Regions from separate parts of the Homo sapiens genome. Here region 1 is linked to region 2. Evidence: chromatin loops called from intact Hi-C (ENCODE). Cell type or tissue: heart left ventricle. All regions are shown on one strand. Links, peaks and the distances in the headings refer to the core of each region. The heading gives the core; the rest is flanking DNA.

What was found. A loop is a pair of places that touch in the nucleus more often than their neighbours do. Peaks named below come from ENCODE experiments on the same cell type or tissue, not always from the same donor. Only the 100,000 strongest peaks of a DNase experiment are listed, where the experiment ranks them.
Region 1: it touches region 2 in a loop (4-fold over the local background); 2 of 110 quality-filtered maps call a loop at or near these places.

Annotation. Positions count from the first base shown.
Region 1 is chr9:111,053,764-111,056,686 of GRCh38, forward strand. No RefSeq gene overlaps it. Among named protein-coding and RNA genes, the nearest start is that of LPAR1, 17 kb to the left of the region's middle. In heart left ventricle, for the core only: no CTCF peak of the experiment used is centred there; no DNase peak of the experiment used is centred there.
Region 2 is chr9:110,993,367-110,996,289 of GRCh38, forward strand. The region is part of intron 2 of LPAR1 (lysophosphatidic acid receptor 1); the gene reads right to left. Among named protein-coding and RNA genes, the nearest start is that of LPAR1, 44 kb to the right of the region's middle. In heart left ventricle, for the core only: no CTCF peak of the experiment used is centred there; no DNase peak of the experiment used is centred there; H3K27ac peaks cover 1,411 bases.

The DNA.
Region 1 (2,923 bases), core at 139-2,638, 60 kb after region 2:
CTATGAGGTACATTAGCAAGACTGGCAGAGGTGTTCACTGAGGGTTTAGAGAATTAGCCTGTATAATAAGGGAATAAGAGGGTGAGTACTATTTTTGGTCCTGAGACCAACTATTGTGATGAAGCCTGACATTCATCCTGCTAGTCTTCCTCTTCTAAGTTTTCCTGCAGGCAAAGAGGCCCATCAGACACTTGGAGGTGCTGCTACCTCAACAAGTTTGGGGAAATAGCTCCACACGGAGCAAGGGGTGGACTATTGAAGACATGGAAATGTGCCATTCAGATCCCTTTCAAGAAAACACACTGACCAGCTGCAAAGAATGTAGTTAGCTAATAGCCCATGGTATTTAGCGCCTTCAGGGTCCTGTGTAGCTTTGGAAGTGGGTTCATATTCCTCTCGGGGCATCCTTTCAGCCAATGAATGAGCAAAGAGGTGATAGCTGAGATTATGCTCTTCTCATGGTGTACCATGCCCAATGACTGAGCAAGGGCCTAATAAGTAGCTTCTCTAATGGGCCACCTTTTTCCCAAGATCCACGTCGGGATAGCAAAGACTTTGTAGGGTCTGCATCATGATCTGTTGGCATCCCCTGCCCTATCCTGCTTCTCAACCTTTTCCTTTCACAGATGTTACTCCCCAGTGAACCGTTTGCACTCCTAAATCTCCCCCATCTACTTCCTGAGAACTCACCCTACAACAAGTCTTTTCCATAGCTACTATTCTATTTATCTTTAAATAATTTTTATGTAATAATCTTTTTGTTGAGATTTCAAATTGCCTGAACTGAAATTGTTAATGGTATTTGCTTACTGTATTTTACCCATTTGTTTACCCTAGTACTGTAGATACTTTTTAAAAAAATAATTTGCAAAATCAGATCCAGGATGTATTTATCAATGCTGTTCATTTTACTGTTGTGTATCTCATTAATTATTTTGCTTACAGTCAAATCCTTGGGTTTAACTACTGACTTCCTTGGGTTTATGTTGTTATCCTCTTTCCTTTCTGGTGCTGAACGCTCAGTTTATTTTTTTCTTCCTTTTTAATAATTATCTTTATTATTTATTTACTGGGACAGAGTCTTACCCTGTTACCCAAGCTGGAGTGCAGTGGCACAATCATAGCTTACTGTAACCTCGAACTAGACTCAAGCAATCCTTCCATCTCAGCCTCATGAGTAGCTAGGACTACAGGCACGTGTCACCACACCTGGCTAAATTTACTTTTTAATTTTTTGTAGAGATGGGGTCTCACTACATTGCTGAAGCTGGTCTTAAACTCCAGCCTTGAAGCGATTCTTCCTCCTGGGCCTCACAAAGCACTGGAATTACAGACATGAGCTGCCGCACCCAGCCCTTAATACTACTTTTTAAATGCTCTCAACTTAGTACACAACTCAGTTGCTTGGACTAATCTTCACATTTTTCAACACGGCCTGCTGGGTGGTTGCTATGGTCTGAACATTTGTGTCACCCACAAATTTATATGTTGAATTCTAATCACCAGGGTGATGATATCAGAAGGTATAGCCTTTGAAAGATAATTAAGTCATGAGGTCTCTGCGCTTAGGAATGGGATTAGTGCCTTTGGAAAAGAGGCCTCAAAGAGATGCCCTGACCCCTTTCACATGTGAAGACACAGCAAGAAGGTACCATCTGTGAACCAGGAAATGGGCCCTCATCAGACACCAAATCTGCTGGTGCCTTCATCTTGAACTTCCCAACCTCCAGAACTGTTTTAAATAAATTTCTTTTGTTTAAAAGCTACCCATTTTAGTGTATTTTACTATAGCAGCCCAAATGCACTCCAGCAATGATCTATATTTTAGTCTCAGCACATCTTTAAATGTTTTTTTCTCTTAAAAAGCTATGTTGGAACTAAGAAACCCTTCAAATCTACACAAATAGGTCTTTGTGTAATAGGATTATAAATAAGTATATAAACCTTCATAAAATAGGTTCAGGAAAGTTTTCCTCTACCATATATTTAATTGTGGCTTTTGTTCATTTCAGTCTCCTTCAAGAACAGCCTTATCCATATATTGAGATCTCTGTTCTCCATTCAGTCAGTCACTTGTCATTTTTATCTCTTTGCCTTTCCCCACTGCATCCTAGGAGAGCTTATAAACTGTAAAATCCACATTGCTATTATCCAGAACATTTTTCTCTTCAATTACTCCAATATAGATTTTATTTAGAATGCATTTTAATTTTTCTTGCATGTCTCCCTTTTGTCTTCCATTTTCTTTTTCATCTTATCTGGTTATCTTTTTTAAAAAAATCTCTCATGCTGTTAACATTTTGTACCAACCTACCCTTTTCACAACCTGCCTGTTCCAATTTCTTTAAAACCACTTTTTTGCACTCCATTAAATATACCTACCTCAGTATCTAGCACTTTCTAGTTATACAGTAAATATTTGTGGAATTAATTAATTTTAAATGAACAATTGAACCTTAGACTGTAGGTCAAGTTCCATAGTAAATGGAAAAGATACTATGCTAACAAAATTGGCAGTGCATCCAAAAGAAAACAAAATGTCTTTGCTTTTTGTGTTCCAGTTTTATCCAAAGTCCGTTTTTAAGGTGTAGTTTAAAAAAAGTATCCAAAATTTAAACCTGTTTAATAAAAATAACTGATTATCATTAATACTGGATCCAGCCTATGTAATAAGGCACTTCTTTTAAAAAAAATTGCCTTGAAGAAAAAATTTCTTTCTGAAACATTGAAACCTCCTTCTGCTCACTTTCTTGCACTCTATGAATGTATTTGAAGCTTCTTCTTTTTGTGTTTTGCTGGGAAAAGGTCCAAATTTGAAATATTAACAATAGCACAGTTTAAAAAAAAAAAAAAAAAAGGAAAGAAAACTCTTTTGGTCATTTTAACCAGCCACAAGTGGCCAGCGTAAACTTCCTTCATGAAA
Region 2 (2,923 bases), core at 291-2,790:
ATGGAATAGTTTTTAAGTTTTTTCCTGGCTTTTATACCCTTGATCTCTTGATTATAGGCTGTTTATTGTGTAGAATGTTCCTCAGTGGCTCCAAGGGCAGCCCAACGCAGAGTGTCAGAGTCTAAGTGAGGTGAAGAGGATGTCCCCATGGGAAGGTAGCCCAGAGTTTGTGTCAAAGCCTGAAAGGTGAGGGGTCAACCAGGAGAGAAAGAAAGAGGTAATCCAGGAGAGAAGGAGAGAGGTTTTCAATAGAAATAGAAATAAAAACAGTTATCAATGTGTGTGTTGCACAGTGAGAAGCCTGGGAATAGTGATATCCCAATAACAATGAGCACACCTAACACTTACATCTTCGTCTCTTAATACCATTCTCTACAGAAAGGTGCCAGGCTCCTTGGAGATATGCCTGTTCCTCAGATTAGGGAAATACATGATGCCTTGGTTACCTTGAGCAGACAGTTAAGACAGCACTTAAAAGAATTATGCAGACATGTAAAAAGGACAAGGAAACTAGTTTGAAAGGTACTCACTGGTCTAATTATTTCTAAGTTTGAAAATGAAAAAGGAATCCGTAAGTTCATTTTAATACAAATAAAAGTTTGACCAAAAAATTGATATTTACAAAGACTCAAACACTTCCCTAGAAAATACTTACCATAAAGTGCAAAATAATAACTGTACAGTAAATAAGTCTGGAAGACATCACTTTAATCAAGTGATCAAAATAACATCACCAATAATGGAGCAAATCAACAGTGTGTGCCACCTGACAAAATGCAATGAGAATATCACTTCTGTCATGTTCCTGCCAAAAGTTTGAAATCTGAATTTAATCAACAGGAAACATGTAACAAACCCACTGAGGAACATTCTACACAATGAACAGCCTATAATCAAGAGATCAAGGGTATAAAAGCCAAGAAAAAAGTTAGAAACTATTCCATAATAAAGTAGACTTAGAAAAGACCTAATTATAAATACAGTGCAAGATGATGAGCTGGATCCTTCACTATCAAGGATATTGTTGTGACAATATGGGAAAATTTCAATGGGATCTGATAATTAGATGATAGTAAGATAATAGGGTGAATTTACTGATTTCAGTGGTTGCTTTGTGACTATGTTGAAGAATGTGCTTGTTTGTGAGAAAAACAGAGTATTTGAAGATGTTAGCGCATCAGTGTAAACAATTCACTCTTAATTGACTTAGGGAGATAAAAGCTTCTTCACACTTTTTTACTGTACTTGCAACTTTTCTATAAGTTTGAGGGAGGCAGAGTAGAGGAGGAGGAGAGGAAGGAGCAGGGATAGAAGGAGAAGCAGTCATCTTACATAAAATAATTTTAAGTGGAAGAGAGGGTTCATGTGTCACTACTAACCATAAGAATAGACATCCCCAAGATCTGGCTAAAAGTGACTGTTACAAAGTACATGACTACCCCAGACACATATGTGCCTGATTTTAGAGAAGACAGGAAAAGATGTCTCAAACAAATCACAAACTCTAAGAGGCACGTTGCCAAAAGTCAAATAGGTCTTCTGAAAAAGGAGAAGTCTAGACCACAGTCAACAGCGCAGGCAGCATCGTACCACCAAGTTTAGCTGTGTTTTCAAAAAAGCTAAAGAAATATCATAGTATTAGAAAGACACATTTATGTTAAACACAAAACAAAGACAAAGGCAGATGCTCCAGCAATGTGGCCCTAAGTACTTCTGTTTCCAGGATACATGTCACATGAGAAATGTGACGAGGTACCATGTTCTTTGAAGATGGTACATTATGAAATTTCTTCTGCCTACCAGTGAGACTAATCTCTTCCAGATGTTGTTTGGCCCACAATGTGCTATTCAAATATATGAAAGTTTTGTTTATTTTCAAAGTTTGAGAGCCAAATAAGAAACCCAGTTTCCTTCACCAGCCTCTAATTAAACTGGAGATAAAAGCTTAAAAAAAATCAGTATATAACCTAAGTCTAGACTTATACATCCTGCCTGAAGTTTTGAGGTGGGGAGGGGGAAGAAAATAAGACCTGTGGAATACAATCCTAATATCTACTTCAGCATGGGAAAAATAATGAGACGCTTAATTTCATTTCCTTTCCTGCTCCCAGCATATTACCATTCTTCCTCATTGAAAACCCTCTTGGCAATACCTCTCTAAAACAGTAAATATAGAGGGGAATCTAAAGAAAACTAGTATTGTACTAGAGGATGAATTATTCCCAGCTGGGTCGAGGATATGTAAATACTCTGGCTTCCTGAGAAGTCACATACGTGATTTTACCAACTTGAGGGAGCACCAAGAAAGAGCTGGCCTCATTCTTTGATATACAATTCTATGAATAGCATCTCAAATGTTACCACTCTGTTGAAGAAATCAGGAAGTGAAGCAAAGGGAATTAAGTGACTTTTCTCTGTTCACAATGATTTAGTAACTATGAAAATCACCAAAAAAGGGGGGTCCCCTCTCTAACTTATGTGAGTGGTTAACTCCTGTTTTCCTGTTATGAAAGGGTTTAAAATATAATAGCGGACACTTTTAAAAATAATGGCTGAAGTCTTTTATCAGGAAAGCAGTAGAAAATGGAAGGGAAAAGGAGCCTCTTTTTTAATAAACTATGAGGAGATAGTAAAACCACAAAGTAGCCACAAAGCCCCTATGTCTGAGACATGACCTAAAAACCAACCGGAGACCTAAAAACAGCTGTGAGGCCCCACTTGAAAGACTTCTATCTGCTAATGGGCCTGAAAGATGCTGTCCTACATGTCCAGAAAAACACAGTGGGATAGTCCAAATATGTAGAGAATGGAGAATATCACACAGAAAACTTCTAACTAGTGTGAAAAGGGATTTGATGACCACTCCAAAAAAGAGATAAGGCATTATGACATTAGAAAGGGAATTCTGGGCTGGGTGTGGTGG